Linked DNA regions of Homo sapiens: region 1 is linked to region 2. Evidence: chromatin loops called from intact Hi-C (ENCODE). Cell type or tissue: CD14-positive monocyte. All regions are shown on one strand. Links, peaks and the distances in the headings refer to the core of each region. The heading gives the core; the rest is flanking DNA. Region 1 overlaps LOC105371557 (a long non-coding RNA gene). Region 2 has its middle 61 kb from the start of ADORA2B.

Evidence for each region. A loop is a pair of places that touch in the nucleus more often than their neighbours do. Peaks named below come from ENCODE experiments on the same cell type or tissue, not always from the same donor. Only the 100,000 strongest peaks of a DNase experiment are listed, where the experiment ranks them.
Region 1: it touches region 2 in a loop (4-fold over the local background); 2 of 110 quality-filtered maps call a loop at or near these places.

The regions. Positions count from the first base shown.
Region 1 is chr17:15,819,138-15,834,980 of GRCh38, reverse strand. LOC105371557 (a long non-coding RNA gene) reads left to right here. Exons shown (of 4, transcript XR_934263.3): 4 at 3,401-3,469. It also overlaps the pseudogene SPECC1P1. Among named protein-coding and RNA genes, the nearest start is that of LINC02087, 9.3 kb to the right of the region's middle. RefSeq lists an enhancer at 5,892-6,186. In CD14-positive monocyte, for the core only: CTCF peaks have their summits at 5,901 and 6,102 (motif pointing left); DNase peaks (open chromatin) are centred at 1,640, 3,640, 4,120 and 6,080; H3K4me3 peaks cover 406 bases; H3K27ac peaks cover 2,262 bases.
Region 2 is chr17:15,878,183-15,890,975 of GRCh38, reverse strand. It overlaps a transcript of ADORA2B not described here. Among named protein-coding and RNA genes, the nearest start is that of ADORA2B, 61 kb to the left of the region's middle. RefSeq lists an enhancer at 8,736-9,235. In CD14-positive monocyte, for the core only: no CTCF peak of the experiment used is centred there; DNase peaks (open chromatin) are centred at 3,955, 7,045 and 8,455; H3K27ac peaks cover 2,704 bases.

The sequences.
Region 1 (15,843 bases), core at 1,128-9,127, 53 kb after region 2:
AAATCCACATCCTTTGGTGGCCAGAGGGTAGAGGTCCGGCTATAAAGTAATGATCTTGTCTGGTGCAACTGTAGTCCCAAATACTCTTAAATGTCACTATTAGCAGAGCTCTCTGGGCTGATAGGCTATGTGTTTCTTCCCATCCAGAGCAGAGGGGAATGTCATACATCAGCCAAATGCATGTTTTCCACTCTTTTTAAAATAAAGTGAGTTATGTCAAGGCCTGTTGAAGTAGCCCATGGGTGTTGTCAAATAAGTAGGCACATCCCTGGGCCGGGAGGAATGTGTCCTTATTTGGTGGCTCCTCCCCTCAGGAGTGATTCCAGCTTCTCCCACTGCATGGGAGTGACCTGTGCAAGGTGGTGGGTTCGTATTTATCAGTGTGCACTCCCTGCACTAATAAATACTAAGATTCAAGGAGCATCCTAGACAGGACTTCTATTCTTTAAGCCTAGCAGGATACTTGGCTAGAACTGGCCCTTCATATGTAAGTGAGAAGCTTAGCAGCCCCTTATGCTGCTAAGCATGGCAGAAACTGGGCACTGGATGGAATGTTCCTAGTGATGCGGTAGCACTGGTAATGCAGACTGATCCCAGAAAAGAAACAGCAGAGCCTTGCACAGAGAGACATGAAGCGTCTCATCCCTACCAGGGAGCCCCACGCACAGTAATTAAGTGAAAAGCAAGCATGGCCTGGGTGCCCACTAGACTCACGGAGGGGCAGCTCTGCTGGAAACCACCCTGCCGCAGCCCTGCACATCCCCCAGCTCCTTCTGCAGCCAGGCATTCTCCTCCTCCTTCTCCTTCTCCTCCAGCAGTTCAGCAGTTTCCTCTTCACAGTGCCCAGCTCCTGCTGGGCTTCTCACTTGACATTGTTGGCCACTGCCACCGCAGTCTGCAGATCCGGCTGGAACCACCTCCATTCCATGGTCTTCTTCTGAAAATGCCAGAGCCCAACCCTGTGTCAGATGCCTGCCAGGGCTGGTGCCTGGGCAGAGACTCCAGAGCCCCTGTATCAGTCACCAAGAAAGAACAGCCAGCAGTGCTTAGTGAGGCCCTGCTTTCACGGTGTCTTGCTGCTAGGAAAAGGCACTGGTGGAAATTACACCTTCAGGTTATGAGAGCTCTCCATCCTGACAACAAATGACTGCTTTGATTTTACTTCCTGCTGGCAAGAACTTACAGTTTCAGGACCCATGTCATGAAAATGTTCCAAGATAAAGCAGGATAGAGAGAGTGATCCAGACCTTGGAGGGGTAATTTATAGGAAGATGGTGGTGAAGGCTCCTGCCACATCTCCCCTGTATCTGCTCAGTCAGAGTCTTTAGCTGCCTCCCCAGATCTGACTTCTGTTTCTCCAGCTTGATCACATTACCTAGAAATAGACAATTCAGACAGGCCTTGGAAGAGTTGTGAGACTCTTGAGAGAAGATAAGTCAGGTAGCAAAGGGGCAGCTCCACATGCCACAGCAGGTGTTCAAATCTACTCTAAATGCATTCTACTCTAAATGCAACTTTTAGCAATTTCAATTTACCCTGCAAAGAGGGGCTGGAAGCAGCAAGTTCCTCCAAAATAGGGAACACGATGATCTGAAAAACACATGGTGCATATTGAGGTTACAGTCTCAGCAGACAGGATGCACAACCAAATAGCACTACGGGAAGAGGCCTCCTTGGCCACACACACTTGCACACCGAGCCCGGCCTCCCTCGCACTCACACGCAATCATCCTGAGTGTCCTTTATTGCTGTGAGATAGAGGCTTTCACATAACAGAGCACATGACTGCTTATTCCTCCTGTGGTTTGTAAAGCACTTTCCAGAGTCGTGGGTCTCAACGGCAGTTAAGCCTCTGAATCATTGGTGAAGCTTTTCAAAAGCACTGATGTTCTAGTCCACACTCCAGACACCTGGAGGCAGAATCTCCAAGGGCAGACAGAACCCGAGGATGTGTGCATTTGACATCTTCCCAGGTGGCTTGCCTGCCTCTCCCTACTTAAGGACACCTGCAACCCTTCGTTCTCCTCGCCTCCAATTCTCTCCATATGGCTATCAGAGTCATTCGAGTTTAAATCTGATGGTGTCAGTCACCAAGCTGAAATTCCTCAATAGGTCCTCATGCTCTAACCTAGAGCAGTTTTCTATGAAGGCTGTGAATCAGAATCACCAGAGAAGGCTAAAAAGATGCTTGTGGGCAGGTCCTACCCCAGCAGTTCTAGTTCTAGTGGGCCTGGGAGTCTGAGTCTGGGATTATTCTGCTGAGTAGAAAACACCCCCTAATTTCCTTTCATTTTTCAGTCCATTTCTCTCCCATCAGGATCTCATGGGAAGGAGTGATCGGTCTAGGGCTGTGTCTCGGGGTCTCTGAGCAAAAAGATATCTGAATAATACTTCAAAATCCTTTTAAAAAGTTTAACAGCTTTTCAAAAGATGGCTTGGGTTATTGTCAGTCCTGGATATATGATGATATAACCACAGGGGTGGGCCTAAATTTTGCTGTGGACATTAATTATACACTGGTTTTCTTGGTGTGTCTGTGCTGACTTTTAAGGATTTAGGGACAATACAACCCCATTCTCAACAGCAAAATATCACAAAAACAAAAACAAAACAGAACAGAACTTGTCTTCTTTGACTTTTCTTCACAATCATGGTGCTGGGTTTGGAAGGATACACTGATGATAATGGTGTCCAGGTTTTCAGCTGTATCCTGAGAACAGCCTGGATGGCACCGACACTGAATGCTGAGGTTCCACAGTTCTACTGCGTGTCATGTTCAAGAAGAAACGAGGCAGGTGCTGTCAACTCTCACTCTAACCAACTAATCAATATCTGGAATACACAGTCAATTCTCAGGTTCGTGCACAGAGTTGCATCTGGCAATATCTCCATAAAACAAGCAAGTCTCATCAGCAGTGGAAACTCATTCTTCCCATTTCCTTCTTCCTAACACTGAGGAAGTATTTTTAAATTTTTCCTCAGTCTCCTGATCTGCACAACCTGCCTTGCCTGCAACGTTAACCATTCTCACACCTTACAGCCTTTCGAAACCTAGGAGCCGACCAGCACTAACCAAGAAGGATTTAATATTTTCCTGACCTGAGATGATGTGCACGTACGTGTCTTTGGTTTTCAGTCTCACAATAATGTTGCCCACTGCTTTTTAAAATTGGCCGTCTTCTCATGAATCCATAAATTTGGCTGCTTTTCCATCTTTTCCACAGCTGCATCACACTCTACAGATGTCCCTTTAGCATGTCAGGGCAGCTTTACATACATATTGTTGAACTTCCTCTCCCTTTCTCTGATGTACTGTGTTGTCGATTCAGTAACTCAGGCTTAACAGCACAGGAGCTCATGCCTTCAAGAAACTTCCGTAACATACGTGTCTTCTCTGCAGGTCTCTCTCAGCCTCCCTGCGCTTAGGGACAGTGGACAGCACTGCAGCACTGCAGCACTGCACTTGGGGCCATTTTAAACAGCGAAGTCACCAAAACCACGCAAAAAAATGCTAAAAGCACAGTACTAAACAGACCATGGAAAAGACATATGTACAGTATGAGAAGGTAAAGTGTCTGTCTGACCTCAGTGGGGAGCATAAGCACTGGATGACTCAACGTTTTCACTTCTCTGTGCATGTCCAAAAATGACAAAAATGACTCAGTGGAAGTACTCTGCCTGTTGATTTGGGGGTTAAAATACATTTGAGCAGCTGGGCGCAGTGGCTCATGCCTGTAATCTCAGCACTTTGGGAGGCCAAGGCGGGTGGATCACCTGAGGTTGGGAGTTCAAGACCAGCCTGACCAACATGGAGAAACTCCGTCTCTACTAAAAAAATACAAAATTAGCCGGGCATGGTGGCGCATGCCTGTAATCCCAGCTACTCGGGAGGCTGAGGCAGGATAACCTCCGGTGAGCCAAGATTGCACCATTGCACTCCAGCCTGGGCAACAAGAGCAAAACTCCATCTAAAAAAAAAAGAAATTTTTAGCAAGCAGGTGAATTCACAAATGTGCAATCTGTGAATCTGTGAATAAGGAGGATCAACTGCACGGTGTGGGGAACTTCTCAGGCAACTGACCAGGCTATTCTTAGTAATGATTGGTGTGACCTAAATGCTTTGCCCATTAAACCTTTTTTTTTTTTTTTTTTTGAGGCAGAGTTTCACTCTGTTGCCCAGGCTAGAGCGCAATGGTGTGATCTCAGCTCACTGCAACCTTCACCTCCTGGGTTCATGTGATTCTCCTGCCTCAGCCTCCTAAGTAGCTGGGATTACAGGCACCCGCCACCTCACCTGGCTAATTTTTGTATTTTTAATAGAGACAAGGTTTCATCATGTTGGCCAAGTTGGTCTCAAACTCTTGACCTCAGGTGATCCACCCACCTCGACCTCCCAAAGTGCTAAGATTACAGGCGTGAGCCACCACACCTGGCCATGTCCATTAAGTCTTTTGTCACAAAAGCGAAGCACATTAGATGTGATAATTTGATAAGGCTCATTTGGACAAAGCAGGCAACGTTTAATCCCTTTTAAAAATTTCTTTTCCCAAGTCAAAGTAAACAATGAGCTCATAAGCCACATAATGATGCCTCTTCAGCAACTAAGTGGCCAACATCTGTAAGTTACTTGATATCCTACCATCAATGGCACACATGCAGGAATTGTTTTCTTCCTTAGACCAAGAGCACACATTTTTCATCCACTCTGACACCTATCATCCAACTCTATCAGCTCCAAGAGACAACACATTGTCAATGCTTGGTGACAACACAGTGTCAATGCTTGGCAAGGTATTTCTTCTGAATAACCCATTCCTACCCCACAGAATGTCCTTAGGAAAAGTCCCTGTGAACTCTCACACAGTCACAGCTGAAGTGTCCCAACTTGTGGCCTCCAAGCCGATCAGGCTGCTCAGAGACAGTGGCAGCAGCATGGCTCACACACAGCACATCTAGCACAGACAAGAAACATTTGTGGCTGGGTACAGTGATTCACATCTGTAATCCCAGTGCTCTGGGAGACTGATTTGGGACAATCGCTTGAGCCCACAAGTTTGAGGCTGTGGTGAGTATGGTCATACCACTGCACTCCAGTCTGGGAAACAGACTGAGACCCTCTCTCTAAAACAACAACAAACAACAAAGCATTTGCTATTTTTCACAGTCACTTATGTTACTTACTCTTTTCTTCTGTTATCCAGTTTTCAACTTAGTTTAAGAGATTAATGATTGTTTCTTAGGTGACATTCTTCCCGGGAGATTATAGCACACTCAAATGAAAGACTCTTCATAAACCCCAGCCAACACACGGTCAAAAACCTTCCCACAGTCACCCACTGCTGCTGGGTTCTTTAGTGTCCTACTCACTTCCAATCCACATTTCACCTGGGCTTGACCCCACTTATTTTTTAGCTCACTGATAAGTTGAGTACTGTGTAACTTGATAACCCAGTGCTGTTCCACCTGATCTTCCAGTGCAAACATGGTTTCTTTCATGTCTTTGATCTCTGCATCACTCTCTGATGATGCTTCTTGCAGCTTTAGGCTGGTTCTGTTTAGCTGTTCTGCTTGGTGATTACACATCTCCTTCAGGTATGAATAATCTTTTTCCACTTAAAATAAAAGGAAAGTTCCCTGGTCAGTTTAACAACAAAGTTCCCGCAGCGATCAGTCCACTACAAGCCAAAGCCCCATCATGACACAATATACCCATGTAACAAACCTGTACACGAACCCCCTCAATCTAAAATAATACATCACAAAAAACCCCTGGCAAGTCAGCAGCAGGCTCATGGACACAGTGGCAAAGACGCCTTTGGCATGTGCTGTTTCTTGCATTATTAGCCTCAGAAACAGCCGAGGCCACGAACAGTCAGAGAAACATGATGTATGCTTCCAAATGGCTGGATTCTGTACCCCTTCCTACAAGCGAAAGGGAAATCTGCACGCATTTAAATATTCCTCTTTCCTGCAGCTGGGGGAGCAGTGCTTCCCTGGGAGGCACTGGCCCTGTACCAAGAGGGCTGCCTGGTGTGGCCGCCCCACCGCACATCAGCTATGGGGTGGCGCCCTCTGCTGCTGAGCTGTGAACAACGCCCCTGAAGCAAGGCTGATCTTCAATCTCCTTAGCCATAAGATACTTAGCAGTAAGTTACAATGTTTCTTTAGAGAAATACACTATGAACCTGATAGAGAACCACAGTGGAAGGCACAGAGCACTGAAACATACACATACCAGAAGCAGAAAAGTGGCACAGTACAGTCCTTCCACCTGTTCAATTTTTGATTGTTAATATTCTAAATATACAGGAAACTACCAAGAATAATGATAAACAGGTACTCAGACTTAACAATAGTTAAATTTTGCCACATTTGCAAAATCTTTTTATTCTAGGAAGAATTTTTTAAAGCTTCAATGTACCCTCCCACCTCAGAGAGTAATAAGCATTATCCTAAAATTGCTATGTGGTCATCCCTTGAATGGTTTTTCACTTTTACTATATATGTATGTATCCATGATAATGCCTAGTATTGTTCTGGGTGTTTTGAGTGTTTTACACAATGTTATATATACTATATTGTGCTTTTAGAGTGTCGGGTTTGTAACATGGTAATATGCTCTATCCCTCACCATCTATGCTTATTATGCCCTTGCACCTTGCTTTTAGCTGTGTTTTCAAAATGTATCCATACTGGTACACATCCTGCTAGGTGGCTACTTTAGTTGCTGCATAGTATTCCACTGTCTTCAGAAGAAACTATCAACAGAGTAAACAGACAACCTATAGAATGGGAGAAAATATACATTGTTAAGGTATATATTAACAAAGGGAAGCCAGGCAGGTGGCTCAGGACTGTAAACCCAGCCCTTTGGGAGGCCGAGGTGAGTGGATCACCTGAGGTCAGGAGTTCGACACCAGCCTGGTCAACATGGTGAAAACTCCGTCTCTACTAAAAAATACAAAAAATTGGCCAGGCACGGTGTCTCACGCCTGTAATCCCAGCACTTTAGGAGGCCGAGGCAGGTGGATCACTTGGTCAGGAGATCGAGACCATCCTGGCCAACAGGGTGAAACCCTGTCTCTATCAAAAATACAAAAATTAGCTGGGCGTGGTGGCATGTGCCTATAATCCCAGCTACTTGGGAGGCTGAGGCAGGAGAATCACTTGAACCAGGGAGTCAGAAGTTGCAGTGAGCCGAGATTGCGCCACTGTACTCCAGCCTGGTGACAGAGTGAGACTCTGTCTTAAAAAACAAAAAACAAAAAATTAGCCAGGTGTGGTACCAGGCGCCTGTAACCCCAGCTACTTGGGAGGCTGAGGCAGGAGTATCGCTTGCACCCTGGAGGTGGAGGCTGCAGTGAGCCATTGCACTCCAGCCTGGGCAACAAGAGTGAAACTCCATCTAAAATAAATAAATAAAAATAAAAAGGAACGCAGCAAGAAGATATAACAATTATAAATTTATATAAACCTAATAGCAGGATCCCAAAGTATATTTTTAAAAATTGACAGAATGAAAGGGAGAAATACTCTTACACTAATACTAGGACATTTCAATACTTCACTTTCAATAATAGAACAACCAGACAGATCAATAAGAAAATACAGGACTTGAACAACACTACAAACCAACTGGACACAACAGACACATACACAACACTCCACCCCACAACAGGAGAATACACATTCCTCTCAAGTGCACATGGTACGTTCTCCAGGATAGACCACATGTTAGGCCACAAAACAAACCTTAACACATTCTTAAAAATTTAAAATAATTCAAAGTATCTTTTCTGATCACAATGTTATAAAACTACAAATCAATAACAGAAGGAGAACTGGAAAATTCACACATGTGGAAATTAAACACACTCTTTCTCAACTGGTCAAAGAAGAAATGACAAGGGAAATTTGAAAATATCTTGAGACAAAGGAAAATGAAAAGGCAACATGCCAAAAGTTATGGGATACAATAAAACAATGTGAAGAGGGAAGTTTATGTAAACGCATACACTGAAAAAGAAGAAACATAACCAGATCATAACCTAATTATACACCTTGAGGAAATAGAAAAGGAAGAGCAAACCAAACCCAAAGCTAGCAGATGGAAATAATGATTACAGCAGAGATAAACAACATACAGATGGAAAAACAATAGAGAAAATCAACAAAACCAAAAGCTAGCTCTTTAAAAGATCAACAAAATTAGCAACACATTAGCTAGACTAATAAAAAGACTCAAATTATCAAAATCAGAAATGAAATTTGTTAAGAAAAAGAGAAAACTCAAACTATCAAAATCAGAAAGGAAATTTACTAAGAAAAAGAGAGAAGACTCAAATTATTAAAATCAGAAGTGAAATTGGAAACAGTATTACTTATTTTATGAAAATAAAAAAGATTATAAGAGAATACTATGAACAGCAGTATACCAATAAATTTTATAACCTGGATAAAATGGGCATATTCCTAGAAACACACAATCTACCAAAACTGACACATTAAGAAACAGAAAATCTGAATAGACCTACAACTGGTGAGGAAGTGAGGAGACTGAATCAGTAATAAGAAACCTACTGGCCGGGTGTGGTGGCTCACACCTTTAATCCTAGCACTTTGGGAGGCCGAGGCGGGCAGATCACTTGAGGTCGGGAGTTCAAGACCAGCCTGACCAACATGGAGAAACCCTGTCTCTACTAAAAATACAAAAATTAGCCAGGTGTGGTGGCACATGCCTGTAATCCCAGCTACTCAAGAGGTTGAGGCATGAGAATCGCTTGAACCCGGGAGGCAGAGGTTGCAGTGAGCCGAGATTGTACCATTGGACTCCACCCTGGGCAACAAGAGCAAAACTTTGTCAAAAAAAAAAAAAAAAAAAAAAACAATGACAAGCACAAGACCAGATTGCTTTACTAGTGAACCCCACCAAAACATTTAAAGAATCAACTCTAATTCTTCTCAAACTCTTCCCAAAAATCAAAGAGGAGGGAACACTTCCTAACTCATTCTATAAAGTCAGCATTACACTGATACCAAAGCCCAATGAAGCCATCACAAAAAAGAAAATTACAGACCAATATGCCTTAAGTATTTAGATGCAAAAATTCTCAATAAAATATTAGCAAAGTGAACCCAACAGCATATCAAAGAAATTATTCACCATAACCAAGTGGAATTTATTCCTGGAGTGCAAAGATGGTTCAACATAAAAAAAACAATCAGTAAAATGCACCACATTAAAAAAATTAAAAGGCCAGGCATGGTGGCTCATGCCTGTAATCCCAGCACTTTGGGAGGCTGAGGCGGGTGGATCATGAGGTCAGGAGATCAAGACCATCCTGGCTAACATGGTGAAACCCCATCTCCACTAAAAATACAAAAAATTAGCCGGGTGTGGTGGCGGGTGCCTGTAGTCCCAGCTACCTGGGAGGCTGAGGCAGGAGAATCGCTCAAACCCAGGAGGCAGAGGTTGCAGTGAGCCGAGATTGCACCACTGCACTCCAGCCTGGGTGACAGAGTGAGACTCCATCTCAAAAAAAAAAGGAAAAAAATTACAGAAAAAACTATGTTCATCTCAGTTGATGCAGAAAAAACAATTTAAAAAATCCAATACTTTTTCATGATAAAAACACAAGAAACTAGGGTAGAAAGTAACTTCCCTATCATGATAAAGGCCATATTTGAGAATCCCACAGCTAACAACATTCTCAGTGGTGAAAGAGTGAAAGCTTTCCCCTAAGATCAGGAACAAGATCAGGATGCACACATGTCACTTCTCTTCAACATAGCCAGAGCACTTATGCAAGAAAAAGAAATAAAGATATAAACATTGGAAAGGAGAGCATAAGAATATCTCTGTTCACAGACAACATAATCTTCTATGTAAAAAACACTAACAATTCCACTCAATGGGGAAAAGGACAGTCTCTTCAACAAATTACGCTGGAAAAACTGGCTATCCATGTGCGTGAATGAAGCTGAATCCTTATCTGACACCATATACAAAAATTAACTCAAAATGGGCTACAGGCTAAAACTATAAATGTTTTAAAAGAAAACACAGGAGAAAAATCTCCATCAACTGAATTTGGAAATGATACTTTGGATATGGCAACAAAGGCACAGACAATGAAAGAAAAAAATTAGATAAATTGAACTTCATGAAAATTATAACTTGTTTTAATTTTAATAGGACCAAAGGATACTACTGAGAGAGTAAAAAGACAAGTCACAGAATAGAAGCAAATATTTGCAAATATTAAAACTCAACAGTAAGTAGTGTGCAAAATGAAATTAAGGGCTGTAAAAAACAATACTGAATAGGCAAAGTACTTGAGAGTTGTTAGTTGGCTCAAGAAATCTAGAGAGAAGTGGAAGTTCAAAGAACGTGGGTGGTGTTGTGTGTCTGGACTAGACCGTGGGCTTCCTGAGGCCAGGGACTCTGCCATATATACGCATGGTAGGCTCTCTGGCAGTATTTGTTGGGTGGATGCATAGGTGACTAGGACATTCCAACTGGAACGCAGGTTGGACCCATACCGCAAACAGTCTTCATTGCTAAGTAAGAGTATCCAGAATATATTAGTATCCAGAATATATTAATATAAAGAATGCTTATAACAGAATAACGAAAAGACAAATTTCAAGAGACATTTTACCATAAAAGACATATGACTGGACAACAAGCACATGAAAAGATGCTCAACATCATTTGTCACTAGGGAAATGCAAACCCAAACCACACTGAGATACCACCTCATACCCCCTGGGAAGGCTAGAGTGAGAAAGATGGTCAATAACAAGTGTCAGTGAAGATGTGGAGAAATCGGAACCCTCGTGCACGAAGTAAATTATAAAATAGTGCAGCTGCTCTGGAAAGCAGTTTGGCAGGTCCTTAAAATGCTAAATGTAGAATTATCATATGACCCAGTAATTCCACTTCTAGGTATCCATCTACTCAAGAGAAATGAAACATGTTCACCCAAAACTTGAACCCAAAAGTTCATGGAGGCATTATTAACAATCACAGTGACCAAAAAAGTAGAAACAACCCAAATGTCCATCCACCGATGACTGGAAAAGCCATATGACATATCCATAAAGTGGAATGTTACTTAGCCACAAAACTGAAGCAAGTACTGATACCTGCTACAACATGGACAGCCCTTGAAAACATTATGCCAAGTGGAAGAAGCTAGTCACAATACATCACATATTGTATGATTCCATTTATGGAAAATGTCCAAAACAGGCAAATCTATAGAGACAGATAATAAATTAGTGGTAGCCTAGGGTAGGGGAGGAATGAAGATTGACAAGGTTTCTTTTTGGGGTGATCAAAATTAGTTCTAAATTAGTTCTAAAAATATGTTCTAAAATTAGTTAGGGTGATTGTTGCATAACTGTGTAAATACACTAAAAAACAGACTTGTACACTTTACACAGGTGAACTTTATGGCATGGAAATTACATCTTAAGAAAACTGCTTACTCGAGGGGAGGCGAGAAGGGAGCAGTTGGTGGACAAAGAGGGAAAAAAGACTTTATTAATAATCTTTCAATACATTCTGAGTTTCAAATCATCTGACTATATTATCTATTCAAAAGCAAATCTAAAATCAAAGGATCAAACAAAATTAAAAACAGACTCCTAATTCTCCCCCAGTTTGGGCTGGGGAGTGGAGAAGGAGGGAGCTACCACCCACCCTGCCATAGTGTGAAGCAGTGGCTGAGTAAAGTCCGGCAGTGGATCCTATGTGACAAGGGCAGCCTTGGGGAGGCTCCAGGGCCCATTCATGGCCTGGAAGCCACCAAAGCCACCGGACCTGAGGGGGAGATAATGCCCGACTGACCTGATGGCAGATGCCCAACTGATCAGAGAAGCTGTCCATGCCCTTCCTCCTCTACTGCTATCTCAACCTACATAAAATCCCAGAACCCCCATCAAGCCCAAAGAGGAGCATGAAAACCCTAAGACTGACACCAGCCAGGTGGAGTAGAAGCTTGAGGGAGAAGCTCCATTAACAGAAAGGGAAGAAAGGGAATTCCTCTCTGACACTAGCTCTGTGGGCTGGGCTCACACCCTGGACTACCGCAGACTGGGATGTAGCACGGAGACTCTTTCCTGCACCCTGAGACCAGAGAGCAGCCAAGGAGGGTGATTCTCAGAGCTCTCTACTTGTGCCTCCTCACACACTTGGCCGGTTAACAGGTGTTGCACCAAGAAAGAGCTCTGTGGTCAATTAGCTTGAAAAATGCTGGGTTAAAGAAAGTCAAAAAATTTTTTTAACTGCAGGACTTCTCAGAGCCTTTTCTTGTGACTCTTCAAGAGGGAGTCTGGCAGGTTCAAAGCACTTTTGTGTTTTTGAGGGATATCTAATAGGAAAGACAGTCTTCTTCATTTTACAGCTGAGGGGAAGTGGCTCAGCCAAGGTCCCAGAGGGGGTCAATGAACAACTGGCCAGGGCTGATTTGGCAGCACCAGACAGCTTCTGCCACTGCCAGGTCACAGTTCTGGCTGGGTTCTGACTCGTGGTGCCAGAGCACTGGGCAATTTCATCCTGTGTCGAGGCAGCCTCTGGTCACTGCCTTATCCAGCTCGCTCAGAAACTGTATGTATTTGAGCCCCTGGTCGGGTACATGTCTGGGATATGGGTGGTGAGCACAAAAGATGATCAGAGAAAAGATTTGCTCCCCGCCTGGGGTGTGGGGACAGAGCAGCAGGGAAAGGCTGTGAATCTAGGCTGTCTCCGGGGTCCATCTGGCGGTGGGTTCCATCTGCACAGCGAGGCACCTGCAGTTTTCCCCTCAATCTGTTGAATGTAAATCAGCTGCAACCCCTCCCAGCCCCGTGCCTGCACCTCGGGTCTCAGGAGCCCAGGTGGGTGGCTGGGGTCTAGGCTCCTAGCATCCCATGAGGCACTGCCCACCAGTGCGCACAGAGCAGTGGAAGGCCTGCCTGGCCCTGGGATAAGGTATCAACTATGGGATGGCCCGAGTCTTCAAGATCTGGCCTTGGTCAAACCCTTGGTCCTGATCTCCTGCCCCCCCTCCGCCACACACCCAAGGCCAGCTCTCCAGCCTCCCAGCATCACTCAGGCCTTTCCTTTTTCCTGGACATACTTATTCATTGCCTGGTCAGCTCCTCCTGCTCCTCCTTCAAGGTTCCACTGAGGTGTCACCTCCTCCAGGAAGCCATCCCTGACTTCCCCAGCCCAAGTCAGGTGGTGTTCATTCTCTGTGTCTCGTTTGTCCTGTCCAACATCTAGCAGAGCACTTGAGAGGCTGAACCCCAGGGCCAGACAGCCTGGGTTTGACCCTGCTGCACACCAGCGGAAGGCCTTGGTAGCAATTTATGAAACTCCTCTGTGCCTCTGTGTTCTCTGTGTAAAAGTGGATGAGAACATTGCCCATCTCACAGGTGGTTATGAGCATGAAGTGAGGGAGCACAGTTACATTCTTAGAGCAGATTCTTGGCACACAGCAAGTCCTCAATACAGGCCGTGGAGGATGAACATTATGGCCCATATTGCACTGCATGGCAACTGCACTCCTCTGTCTTCCCCATCCTCTGAAACCTCCCAGGGGATGGGAAGCCCAGCAACTGTCAAAGGTGGAGTGAGAGGAACGTAAAAGCCAAAGAAAGCCCATGGGCCCTTAGGAAGAAACTGAAGGACAAGGAGGACGCGGGCAGGTGGAGAGGAAGGAGGGAGGCTCCGGGAAGCAGCTGGAGCAGGGTGATAGTGCACAGAGCAGGAGAGGAGATGCAAATGGTCAGGAAACACAGGAAAATGTCCAGTCTACCAAAAATCAGAAAAACAACTGAACAATGAAAAATTCCCAGCTCATAATTATAGAATAGTCCATACAAAGAAAAACACTAAAATGAAAATAAAGATAATATTTAAAAAATTTTTTGTGTAGCTGGCATTACATTGAGGACACAATTGGACCAGGACACATTATGGGACACAAATAAACAAAATTATGTCACCTCTTTCATAAACAGTATGTATCTCCTTTTTAATAAAGAGAGCTGGGGCCGGGCGTGGTGGCTCATGCCTGTAATTCCAGCACTTTGGGAGGCCGAGGTGGGCGGATCACGAGGTCAGGAGATCGAGACCATCCTGGTTAACACGTGAAAACCTGTCTCTACTAAAAATACAAAAAAAAAAACTTAGCCAGGCATGGTGGCGGGCGCCTGTAGTCCCAGCTACTTGGGAGGCTGAGGCAGGAGAATGGCGTGAACCCAGGAGGTGGAGCTTGCAGTGGGCCCAGATCGCACCACTGCACTCCAGCCTGGGCGACAGAGCGAGACTCTGTCTCAAAAATAAATAAATAAAACAGAGCTACAAATATTCTAAGCAAAATATTATATGAATGAAGTCACCTATGAAAATACAGTAGATCAATACTAAACGGAATATACACCAAAATGCAAGGTCCTTAACATTCAAAATGAATCGTGTAAGTCATCCCATTAGCAGAAAAATACAGGAGAAAATAGTAAGATCATTTAGCTGAAAAGTTTTTTAAAGCATTTAATAAACTTTAAAACTGAACCGCAAACACAAAAAAAACTTGAGTAAAATATAAAAAGAGGACTGGCCAGGCGCGATGGCTCACACCTGTAATCCCAGCACTTTGGGAGGCCGAGGAAGGCAGGTCACCTGAGGTCGGGAGTTCGAGACCAGCCTGACCAACATGGAGAAACCCCATCTCTACTAAAAATACAAAATTAGCCGAGCGTGGTGGCACATGCCTGTAATCCCAGCTACTCGGGGGGCTGAGGCAGGAGAATCGCTTGAACCCGGGAGGCGGAGGTTGCGGTGAGCCAAGGTCGTGCCATTGCACTCCAGCCTGGATAACAAGAGCGAAACTCTGTCTCAAAAAAATTAAAAATAATAAAAAAAAGAAGGCAACTTCCAGCCGGGCATGGTGGCTCACACTTGTAATCCCAGCACTTTGGGAGGCAGAGGCGGGGGGATCACCTGAGGTCAGGAATTCAAGACCAGCCTGGCCAACATGGTGAAACCCCGTCTCTACTAAAAATACAAAAATTAGCCAGGCATGGTGGTGGGTGCCTGTAATCCCAGTTACTCAGGAAGCTGAGGCAGGAGAATCACTTGAACCTGGGAGGTGGAGGTTGCAGTGAGCTGAGATCGAGCCATTGCACTCCAGCCTGGGTGACAAGAGTGAGACTCCTTCCCAAAAAAAAAAAAAAGTTGGTTTATAAATATTAATATACTTAATAAACCACTAGTGAAACTAATTAAGGCAAAGAGAAAAGACACAAAAGATCACTATCAGGAACCAAAACAGAAGCCTGCTCTATAGAGTAGTGTATTATTAAGACACTAGGAGGGTTCTGTGAAATACTTAGGACTAGAAGTTTGACAACAGAGATTCAAATAACATTACATTGAAAAATAAACTTCCTAGGCCGAACATGGTGGCTCACGACTGTAATCCCAGCACTTTGGGAGGGTGAGGTGGGTGGATCACCTGAGGCCAGGAGTTTGAGACCAGCCTGGCCAACATGCCGAAACCCCATCTCTACTAAAAAATACAGGCGGGCACGGTGGCTCACACCTGTAATCCCAGCACTTTGGGAGGCTGAGGCAGGTGGATCACGAGGTCAGGAGTTCGAGATCAGCCTGGCCAACATAGTGAAACCCCATGTGTACTAGAAACACAAAAATTAGGCTGAGGCTGGAGAAATCCGGGAGGCGGAAGTTGCAGTGAGCCGAGATCGTGCCACTGCACTCTAGCCTGGGAGAGCGAGATTCTGTCCCCCCAAAAATAAAAATAAAAATAAAAATAAACTTAGTAAAATGGGCAC
Region 2 (12,793 bases), core at 3,647-11,646:
CAATTTTAGTACCTCTGTTCCAATCTCAGGCTATCTGGTAAACCTTGAGTGGCCTCGTGCTGCACATGGAGAGCACAGCCCTTGGGCATGGGCTTGTGGAGACCTGCACATAGGCTCCTGGGTCCCCTCTCTTCATAGCATCCTCCTTTCTGATGCCCCATTCCATAAAATGGGCTGCTTCGGCTACCCTCTCTCATCACCACCTTCTTAGCCAGTGGGGCTGCTGTGCTCTGCTCAGAGGCCAGCTCCGTGCACTGGGAGGCGGATATTGTTCCCAGACAGAGAACTGGTGAGCTGGCCATCACTGCAGGAGTTTCCCTTCTCTCAGGGATTAGTCCCATGCTGCTTGTTTCCTAGAGATGAGTTCCAGATGGCTAAGCTTAAAAACCAAAATTACAACATTATAAAAAGAAAATAAAGAAGAACTAAGATTATAATCCTGGGGAAAGAAAGCCATATAAGGCACAAAATACAAAAAATAAATAAATAAATAAATAAATAAATAAATAAATAAAAGAAAGGAATGAGAAATCTGACTACAAAAAATTAAGTTTCTGTATAACAAAATTAAAACCAGTATATACATAGCAAATGACTAATATCCAGAATATATTCCTATAATCACTAAGAGATAGATAACTCAAGTAAAAATTGGCAGGGAAATGAACCAGTAACATACTGAAGAGGAAACACAAATAGTCTGAAATGTACGAAAAGATGTTCAGTCTCATTGAAAATGAAAACGGTAAAGTATCATGTTCACTCACTAAACTGGCAAAAATTAAAAAGACTCTTTATCCATAGGATTAATGAAGATATGGGGAAATGGGTAGTCTTATATCGGTTGATGGGAACATAAAATGGTACAGGCTTTTAAGAAGGCAATTGGAAGTATTTTTTAGAAAATGAAAATACGATTTGACCCAGTAATATCACATCTAGGCGTCCAGTGTAGAGGAAATGGACACGACACACCCACAAGGACATTTACTGCAGCATTACTGTTCAAAATGGGGAACTGAAAATATCTGAATTATCAATTAGGCTAAGAAAATTTTTATTTATTTATTTATTTATTGAGACAGAGTCTTGCTCTGTTGCCCAGGCTGGAGTGCAGTGGCATGATCTTGGCTCACTGCATCCTCTACCTCCCAGGTTCAAGTGATTCTCTTGCCTCAGCCTCCAGAGTAGCTGGGATTACAGGCGCACGCTACCACACCCGGCTAATTTTTGTATTTTTAGTAAAGACGGGATTTTGCCATGTTGGCCAGGATGGTCTCGAACGTCTGAGCTCAGGTGATCTACCCGCCTTGGTCTTCTTTCTAAAGTGCTGGGATTACAGGCATGAGCCACTACGTCCGGCCTAGGCTGAGTAAACATCTAAAAAAAATTTTATAAAAAACAATCTATTACTCCATTTGCTAATCTTCAGACATTCCTGTAAAGCTCATGGCAAAACTGATGTTCTGATTTTTGATGGGTGTGCTATATGCAGCACCTTCTAGGTACTTATGTTTTTCACTAATTATTTGATACATGTCAACCTAAAAGGTTGGACCTGCGCATTTCTACATTTTCTAATGTGGTCAAAGAAGTCTGGGAAGGACAGAAAATAGCAAATTAATAGATTTAGTATCCAAAAAGATTTCGATATGCCAGAAATAGGAACCAAATTAAGTGAGCTGAAATTTAACTTGATTCTTCATCTTAATGTGTGAGTGTTTAAATTTTTTCACAATGACCAGCTATTACTTTTACAAATTACACATTTGTAAAAATAATACACATGATTAAAAATATTAGTGGTGGGCTGGGTGTAGTGGTTAATGCCTGTAATCCCAGCACTTTGGGAGGCCGAGGCAGGTGGATCACCTGAGGTCAGGAGTTCACGACCAGCCTAGCCTGGCCAACATGGTGAAAGCTTGTCTCTATTAAGAATACAAAAATCAACTAGGCGTGGTGGTGGGCACCTATAATCCCAACTACTGGAGAGGCTGAGGCAGGAGAATCGCTTGAACCTGGGAGGTGGAGGTTGCAGTGAGCCGAGATAGCGCCACTGCACTCCAGCCTGGGCAACAAAGTGAGACTCTGTCTCGAAAAAAAAAAAAAAAAAAAAAAAAAAAAATATATATATATATATATATATATATATATATATATGGCATCACATACAGATAAAACAGGCCAATGTGGATTCCAAAGTCATGAATAAATAAGAGTTCTAGTAATTATATGATTCTGTGTCAAACAGATTGTGAGGGAACGCCTTCTCCTTTTTATTCCAAAAATTTTGAAGAAGACTTGGCTGTAAATGACAGAAGCAAGATGCAATTAAATCCTTGCTAGAAAGGCAGACCTTAATGTTTTTACCTTATGTGATAGGTTAAAGATGTTACAGATTCTGGGAAATCCTCCACTTAAGAGACGGAGTCCAATTCTTTTCCCCTTGAATCTGGGCTGGCCTTAACAATTTGCTTGAATGAGGAGTAAGTGACTTGGGACTCAGAAGGCCAGTTCCTAAGAAGCTTGAACTGCCTACCCAGGATTCTTGGAATGCTCTCTTGTACCCCTGAGGCTCCTGGGGTGTGTGGAAATTCACACTGGCCAAGTATATAGGCTGCATGGAGAGAGATGGCGACCCCACAGTCCCAGCCGCAGCCATGAGGGCTGGTGACCAAGGAGCAGATGGCAGTCATGCCCAAACAAAATGAACACTGTTGTTAATTCTAATCCACTGTGTTTCAGGGTGGTCTGCTCTACAGCAATAGCAACCAGAACACCTGATCTGATTTCTTTCGTATCTGCTGCAAAGGAGTGAATCACATGTCTATGGTGGTTGAAAGCAACCTATTGTCCCCCAAGCAAATAACTCTGGGGTTCCTTGGAATTCTTTTCCAATTCTGATTCTGTTCATATTATTGTTTTAGTCACCTTATTTTATATGGCTCATTATCTCCCAAATCAAGTTTGGCAACTTCTGCTTATCTTTTTTTTTTTTTTTTTTTTTTTTTTTTTTTTTTTTTTGATGGAGTCTTGGCTCTCTGTCGCCCAGGCTGGAGTGCAGTGGCACGATTTCGGCTCATTGCAAGCTCCGCCTCCCGGGTTCATGCCATTCTCCTGCCTCAGCCTCCCGAGTAGCTGGGACCACAGGCGCCCGCCACCAAACCTGGCTAATTTTTTTTATTTTTTTTTAGTAGAGACGTGGTTTCACCGTGTTAGCCAGGATGGTCTCAATCTCCTGACCTCATGATCCGTCTGCCTCAACCTCCCAAAGTACTGGGATTACAGGCGTGAGCGACCACACCCAGCCTATCTTTTAAAATTTAAAAAAATGCAGACCTCCTAAACCCACTCAGTTCAATGTCATTACTACTCTGAAACACGAGCTGCAGGCGCCATGCTCATAGCTGTTTCCACTGTGTCTTCCCTTCCGCAATGCTAGGGTGGGCAGAATGACGTGTGAAGGGGGCCTTCATAGCACCTTTCCAATCAGGCAGGGCAACCTGCCTTCATCAGCACTCTTTCTTTAAACTTTCTTCTTGTTTATTCTTCCAGGTGAATTTTTAATTATTTTGTTAAGTTCAAGAATAAAGAAAGTCTGTTGGGATTTCAACTGGAGATTAATTTGGAATAATTTGCTTTTTAAATGGTTCCTCTCACTATCTGCACTGACGGCACTTGGGGTTTGAGACTGGGAAAGAGGAGACAGTGACCACGGTGAGCTGGTCCAGGAAGCAGTGCCCTTCCCTTTACTCCTCTGTGGGCAAGAGCCTTCCCATGGCAAGAGGACGGCTGCGTCCCAGAGATGTTCAGGCAGATGCTGCACAGCCTCTCCCTGGAGACAGAATCACAGGAGATTTACATCTCAGGAGTGGCTGGGCCCTATCTTTCTTACTTCCTCTGTTTTCATTTGACAGACACTCAGGAGGCCCCACCCGCAGCATTTCCTCCCTGAGGTTCCCTGGCTTTGGCATCGTGACACAGGGTCTGGTTGCCTTGCAAGCACGGGCCAACACCTCCTGCCCCCTGGCTGGGTCCACTTCCTCTGGCCCACCAGCAGCTCAGGCAGTGCTGGCCCTGCACAGCGCCTGAAGGCAGGCGAAACCCAGTGGCTCAGCAGGGGCCTCTGGTTCTTCTGTGGCATCCTGAGAGCAGGTCTTCTCTGTGCTCTCAGTTCAGGACCCACATGATTCCCTGCCATCTTCTGTCCCCAGGACCACACTCCAGGCCTCTGGACAAACACTTTCCTGGAATTTTCTTCCTCTCCTTTCTTCTGCCTTTCTGTTAAGTTTGCTACCTCATTTTCATAAATTCCACTCTTCTTCCTTGCTTGCTGCTTCTAAAAAAGGTCACAGCTATGCACAGCTCTGCTGGCTCCTCTCCTCGTGGAGTCACCCACGGTCAGTGGACTGGCAGTCCCCCTAAGCCCCACCCTGCTCCTTGCTGAGCATTTACCTGTGTCCAGAAGGTCCCCCAAGGAAACGCCGGAGACACCTTCTCATGAGCCACCTGCACGACTCACTAGTGGTTCAGCCCTCAAGGCTGGGAGTAGAGTCCACACAAACATTTCCAAAGCCCTCCATGCATGAGGGGCTGACAAGTACACCCACAGGGAAGTGTGGTTCTACTGCACGTGGTTCACCCATGCTGTGGCACAGGCAGGCAGGACAGCCTGAGGTTGGGGTGTACGGGAGGCAGGATGAATTCTGGGGCTTCAGGAAAGGGCGAGCCACTACAAGATTCCTCATGGAGTTCTGGGAGCCTGGGAGACAAAAGTCTGGTTCTTTCTTTCTAATAAGTCCTCACTTAATGGCACTGAGAGGTTCTTGGACACTGTGATGTTAAGTGAAATGGTGATGTGCTGTGTGACGAAACCAGTTTCACTGTAGGTTAACTGATATGAGCCACAGTTGAGTTCCCATGGCTTATGGTATATGGTTTCACCCAAAGCTGCAGTTTCCAGGAACCAACTGGCCACGCTAAGAACTGAGCTGACATCAAATTGAATGAAGCCCCTGGCTAACCTAAATGTCCACTGCTCTAAAGAGTAACAAACCAACCCAAACTGTGACCAGCTCCTCCTTCTCTCATTAAAGCAACTCAGTGTGACTTCAGGAAAATGACTCAACTTTTCTGCCTTTAGTTTTCTCATCTCTCAGATGAAGTGGCTAGATTAAGTTAGTGGTTCTGAAATAAACAGTTATGAAAACTGTTCTTCCAACTTCACATTTCTGCAGAGGTTTTTTTTTGTTTTTTTTTTTTGATACGGAGTCTTGCTCTGTTGTCCAGGCTGGAGTGCAGTGGCACAATCTCGGCTCACTGCAACCTCTGCCTCCCAGGTTCAAGCAATTCTCGTGCCTCAGCCTCCTGAGTAGCTGGGACTACAGGCACATGCCACCATGCATGGCTAATTTTTGTATTTTCAGTAGAGTCGGGGTTTCACCATGTTGGCCAGGCTGGTCTCGAACTCCTGACCTCAAGTGATCTGCCCACTTCGGCCTCCCAAAATGCTAAGGTTACAGGCGTGACGCACCACGCCTGGCCTGCAGAAGCTTTTTTAAAGGTAGGGTTTGCAAACCACAAAATCCAGTGATCCTTTATTTTACAACCTTCTGTCTATGTTTGACCTTGCATTGCCCCAAAGAACAGCCAGCAGCCACACGTGGCTATTTAAATGTTAAAATCTTAAACAAATTTACAAGAAGAAAACAACCCCTTTAAAAAGTGGGCAAAGTACATGAACAGACACTTCTGGAAAAGAAGACATTCACGTGGCGGAGAAACATATGAAAAAAAGCTCAACATCACTTATTAGAGAAATGCAAATAAAAACCAAAATGAGATACCATCTCACACCAGTCAGAATGGCGATTATTAAAAAGTCAAGAAACAATGGATGCTGGCAAGTTTGTGGAGTAAAAGGAATGCTTTTACACTGCTGGTCGGAGTGTAAATTTGTTCAATCATTGTGGAACACAGTGTGGCAATTCCTCAAAGACCTAGAAGCAGAAATACCATTTGACCCAGCAATCTCATTTCTGGGCATATACCCAAAAGAACATAAATCATTCTATCACAAAGATACAGGCATGCATATGTTCACTGCAGCACTAGTCATAAGAGCAAAGACACAGAATCAGCCCAAATGCCCATCAATGATAGACTGAATAAAGAGAATACGGTACATATACACCATGGAATTCTATGCAGCCATAAAAAGGAACGAGATCACATCCTTTGCAGAGACATGGATGAAGCTGGAAGCCATTATCCTCAGCAAACTAATACAGGAAGAGAAAACCAAACACTGCATTTTCTCACTTATAAGTGGGAGTTGAATGATGCGAACACATGGACACATGTGCGGGAACAACACATACTGGGGCCTGTATGGGGGCGTGGAGGGAGTGAGAGCACCAGGAAGAATAGCTAATGGATGCTGGGCTTATTCTTAATAAGAATTAAGATGGGTGATTTGTTGATCTGTGCAGCAAACCACCATGGCACATGTTTACCTATGTAACAAACCTACACATCCTGAACGTGTACCCCAGAAGTTAAAAGTTGAAGAAAAAAAAATTTAATAAATTTTAAAATTAAAATTCAATTTCTTAGTCACATTAGCCACCTTTTAAGTGCCCAGCAGCCACCTGTGGCTAAGGTTCAGCCAGCACAGATCTAGAACATTCCCATCATCACAGAAGGTTCTACAGGACAGCGCTGCCCTGCACTTATGCAAACATGCATGCATAGTTCCCCTCTTTTATGCAGATGACGGCAAGTTCTGCTCCCTTACCAAGATATACAGAGCTAGGTCCTTCATGACATCTGGAGGAACAGTTTCAGTGTGGAGGCCAAGGGACTGGATGCTGGGCCCAACAGCAGGAGTTCAGTCCCAGCTCTGACCCTTACTAGAGTGTGACTCTGAGCAGTCATGGAGCCTCTTGATGCTTTGGTTTCATATTCGTAAACTGGATATAAAATGCCTGACTCATGGGATTGTGGTCAAGACCAAATGCACTTAGACAATGTCGTTCACATGGTAAATATTTCATCACTGCTAGCTTTAATTCCGTCACCACTGCCTACTTCACTCTCTGATGACACATGCAGGTTCATCACATGGATGGAGACAGCAGGCATTTAGGGTGTTTCTAGTCTTGTTATCACAAACACTACTGCAATAATTATCCTCCTAAGCACGTCTCTACACACAGGTGGAATTCATTTTGACGGATTCTGCCAAATTGCCCTCAAAGAGGTTCTTCCACCTTAGACTCTGCCTCCCAACAACACACGTGTGACTGTGTCCCTCTACCATACGGCATGTGCCCTTTGATGACGGGCTTCTTTTTACTCAGCACAGGCCCATCCATGTTGTGGTGCATGTCAGCCATGATGCTTCTGCATCTACCCATCCACCTTCTTCTCTGAATACCCCAATCCCCATCATAATTCAGGAGTTGTGGGTTTCCTCCTCTCCTCCAGAACCACAGTTCTGGCTGAGAGACCACCTGCCACCATGGCTTGAAAACCCTTTGCAACTCTGTAGCCAGTGGAGTTAGACCCATATTCCTGGCCTATGTGGAGAGACATTAAGTCATAAGTTAATACACAGTTTTAGAAAACATGATTTTGTTCACATTATAATGTTCTAGCGCTCCAAAGAGAATATTTTTAGTAAGAGAAATTTTTTTTAAAGGAAACAGCACTTCTGTATTTTTGGATGTGCTTACTAAGAAAATAATATGTAATAATTAAAGAATTAGTTCTAAGGAATTTTGTTCCAAGATTAAGTTTAGTTTATACTAGAAAAGTAAACTTCAGCCCCCTGTTAACCTCTTATCCTTAGAAAGGCTGAATTCAGCCTCTAAAATCATAAGTGTCTTGTGGTGAAATTACTTCTCTTTCCCAAATGGACGATATTTCATGAGTAAGGGAATGGAAAAAATGCTCAGTGCAGATTCACTTGGGACTGTAATTATCTAAATAGGCTCACATGCTGTCCTGGGGGACGGAGAGGGAACAGCAGCAAATATCAAGGCCTCCTTTTTCTGAATGGTGACATGATGGCTTTGGTGTTGGGTGGTGTCATGCTGCAGCACCAGCTGCTGGCATATTTGACCTACTGAGTCAAACCTGAGACAAACGGCCCATGGGAGGAAAGACGACAAAGAAACTTAAATCACCCTCAGTCTCCAGAAGGAGGACACGTTCTGACAATATTTTATTTTGAAAATCCTGTTTTTCCTTCCTAAAGCTGGCATGACATCTAGTATTTCTATTTATATGGAAAAAAGTGTAAATGGGCAGTTTTGATATAGATACTTCCTTCAAATGACGCTGGAAAGCCAGAAAATGAGGCTAACTCATGGTAAGAACCTTTCTTTTGTTTTAGAGACAGGGTCTCACTCTGTCACCGAGGCAGTAGTGCAGTGGCATGATCATGACTCACTGCAGCCTTGAACTTCTGGGCTCAAGCAATCCTTCTGTCTCAACTTTCCAAAGCGTTGGGATTACAGACATGAGCCACTGTGCCCGGCCAAGAACCTTTAACTGGAGTCCAGTGCAGTCTCTAAAAGCCCACCTTGTGAGTCCCCTCACTTTCTCCCACATTTCACAGGAATTTGGCAGGTCAGAAGAGGCACAATGTGGGCCCTTAGCCTGCAGGGTGGCTGAGTTTCCGGTCTTCCTAGATGCTCCTCTCAGCCACCGGCCACCACCTCCAGGGGGCATGCTGGCCTCTGCTCTCCCTCCACAGCCCACTGGAGCCTCCGCTCTTATCCTCTGCCTCTGTTATCCTCTTGCCTCTAATTCTACAACCTTGATGAGTTGCCTTGATGATGGCCTGGAGCCCACATTGCTGGCAACCAAAACACTCTCCCCTTTTCCTTAAGGACACGAAGGACCTAATCTTCCCGTATTTCAGGTAGGTGGTAGTGAGGGCAGGGAGGGGAGCTGCGTTCCATGCCTCTGAGAAAAGGGAGGATAAATAAAACATCTAAGTACTCCTATTAGAAAAAGCCAGTCTTTCCACACAGGCCAGGATTATGGGTCTAACTCCGCTGGCTACAGAGTCAGTACAGGTTTTCAAGCCATAGTGGTAGGCGGTCTCCCAGCTGTGTTTCTGGAAGACACAAGGAAAACCACAACTCCTGAACTAGGATGGGGTAGGGGCTACGGAGAGAAGAAGGTGGACAGATGGATGCAGAAGCAGCGTGGCTGACACACGCCCCAACACAGATGGGCCTAAGGAAGCTGTGCTGAGTGAAATCAGCCCCTCATCAAAGGGCACATGCGGTGTGAGTCCACGTCTATGAGGTGCCCAGAATGGGTAAATTCAGAGACAAAGCAAAATGGTGGTTAGGGGTTGAAGACCGGGAATAGGAAGCTCCCTCCCCAGTGTTTAAAGCATACAGAGCTCAGTTTGGGATGATGAAAACATTTTGGAAATAGAAAGTAGTGATGACTGCACAACCATGTGAACGTGCTTCATGCCTCTGAACTGTACACTTAAAACAGTTAAAATGATAAATTCTTGTTATGTGTATTTTACAATAAAAAATAAATAAAGAGGCCGGGCGTGGTGGCTCATATCTGTAATCCCAGCACTTCGGGAGGCCGAGGCAGATGGATCACGAGGTCTGGAGGTCGAGACCATCCTGGCTAACACAGTGAAACCCCGTCTCTACTAAAAATATGAAAAATTAGCCAGGCGTGGTGGTGCACGCCCGTAGTCCCAGCTACTAGGGAGGCTGAGGCAGGAGAATCACTTGAACCCGGGAGGCAGAGGTTGCAGTGAGCCAAGATTGTGCCACTGTACTCCAGCCTGGGCGACAGAGAAAGACTCCGTCTCAAAATAAATAAAAATAAAAAAAGAAAAACCAGATCAAGAACAACAAGGCTAAAGGGACAGACCACGCCCCTCTTCATCAAAGCACCAATAAAAGGAGCTAAGTGAACTTCATTTGGCAAAAACGGATCCTCCCTGTGAAATTAGAAGTGTTTTCATTTAGCAGCATCATTTAAAAAAATGTTTAAAAAGTACTTTAAGCATATGCCCTACTTCGCAAGCTGGTAAGCAATCTTGCCCAATTAGGATGAAGGGTTTCCAGTTATCCCTTTAAATAGCTGCTAAGTAGTTCTGCTTGGCCATGTGGCTGTTTCTGTCCAGGGGAACCCTGGCGCTGCTAGGCTCAGTGTTGCAGAAGCGTCAGCTCACAAATCCAGGCAAGATCCCATGCGTGCTGGTGACTAGGCATCAGATGCCACAAAACGCTGGTGTGGATCCCTGAGCGGGCCACATCTGTCCTTCTCTGTTCACCCTGGTTTCTCACCGCCCTCACCCTTGTAGGCTGCTGTCCGACCCCAACTCCTCCAACTCACAGTGCTCCAGATCTGCTCTGGGTCTTTGGAGTCCCTCTTGCTCCCAGGCACAGCCCTGACTTTTGAGTGCTCCCCTGGCGACAGTGGCCAGTGGTCTTGGCCCTTGCCCAAGGCTCTTCCTCCATTCTACCCTAGAAAGCAGCCCTGGCAAGAGCACCTGGGCCCAGACCCTGCCTCCAACTCTGATTTCTAACCTCAAAACATAGATGGAAACAGTAATATTGGTATTGCAAAATGTATACTTCAAGATTAAAAGGACTAACTAAAATTAAAGGTAAAAGCCACCACCAAGAAGATAGGGCTAGAAACCTTTATGTATGGTTCGACATAATCTCTTAGAAATCAAAGCTTTTTACACAAACCACAGTTCAGAGGAAGAGACTTCAACACATCCGACTCAGAATTCAGCAGATCAAGCGGCCACAGGGGATGAGAGACACTGGATCTGCCACTGAGGCACCGGGGTCGATGGCGGGCCTCAGACCACTCACACCCTGAGCCCCGAGAACAGGAGGAGGCCTAGCCTTACTTCTGCACAACTAACAGGTCCTTTCAGAAGACTTTCACCAAAACAAGGGTATCAGTCCCAGGGAAAACTTCAGTCTTCACTGTTAGAGAACACAAAAATTGTCTGGAACTTTTAAATGAGAAGTTTCCCAACTTCCAAGCAATTTTTTTTTTTTTTAAAGTTTCAAGTTTTCGTTTGTCAGACTGGAGAGTCAGAGTCTTATAACCAGAGTATAAAACATCTTTGGCCGGGTGCGGTGGCTGATGCCTGTAAACCCAGCACCTTGGGAGGCCGAGGCAGGCGGATCACAAGGTCAGGAGATCAAGACCATCCTGGCTAACATGGTGAAACCCCGTCTCTACTAAAAATACAAAAAATTAGCCGGGCGTGGTGGTGGGCGCCTGTAGTCCCTGCTACTCGGGAGGCTGAGGCAGGAGAATGGCGTGAACCCAGGAGGCGGAGCTTGCAGTGAGGGGAGATCGTGCCACTGCGCTCCAGCCTGGGTGACAGAGCAAGACTCCGTCTCAAAAAAAAAAAAAAAGAAAATCCTTTGGCTGAGAATTAATTCTGTCACCAATACTACTAGAGAAGGCAGTAAAATAAATATTACTTTTTTTTTTTATTTTTTAAAGTCAGGGACTCACTCTGTTGCCCACACTGGAGTGCAGTGGCATGATCACAGCTCATTGCAACCTTGAACTCCTGGGCTCAAGCAATCCTCCCACCTCAGCCTCACAAGTACCTGAGACTACAGGCATGTGCCACTATGCCCAGCTATTTTTCTAAAACATTTTTGTAAGAGGAGGTCTTGCTATGTTGACCTGATTGGTCTCAAACTCCTGGCCTCAAGCGATTCTCCCACCTTGGCCTCCTAAAGCCCTGAGATTATAGGTGTGAGCTACTGCACTTGGCCCTTATTGCATTTTTGACTATATAAAAAGATGATACAGGATTTTAGAGCTCACTAACATCGTAACTAAAAAAATCAGGCCTTATTAACACAAAACTTTATTTATACTTAAAGCAAGCAACCACAAGCCAAATGTCTCTTCATCAATAAGAGTTATAAAAAATAATATGCTTCATATTAAATATTAACCATAATCAAGTAGAGATTTCCCACAACAGTAATACACCATAACCAAATTGGAATTTTGCCCCCAGATATGTAAGAATTTTTTCCTACTAGAAAATCTATTTATGCTATTAATTACATAAATAAGTTTAAAAAGAAACCATATGAATAGCTCATTAACTGCCAAAAAGGAATTTGCTATAATTCTTATCTATTTCTGGATTTAAAAAAACTCAGTAAATTCAAAACAGATGTAAGCTTCCCTTAATTGATAAACTATTCATCAGAAAACAATACAAAAATCTTAAAGATATTGCTATTAATGGAAAATAAAACAAGAATGTCCAGCATTAATAAGTATTAGTTGTTTCAGACTGTCATGAATGCAATAAACCCAAAAAAGTACAAGAGGTATAAATATTGGAAAGAAGAAATAAAATTATTTGTAGTAATTTATCTGGAACACCAACAAGTATAATGAAATAATGAAAAATGCCAGGGCATAAAAATCATGACGACAATGCATATCACAGCACTGGCTGACACTCACAGGGCCCTGGCTGGGACCCAGGATGTTGTGCCGCATTCAGATCATGCTCTCATTTCTCTGCTCAGCAGCAACCTGTGGCAGAGCACCAGACCCACAGAGCCACAGAAGGGAACAGCAAGTCCAGACACCACTCAGTTCCCATTCATACCTAGGACTATCAGGTAGTTCAAGAGAGATGATGAAATAAGTGATGCTGAAATAAATGGCCATCCAGAACAAAGGAGTATGTGTATTTATATAATGTGTGTGTGTGTGTGTGTGTGTGTGTGTGTAT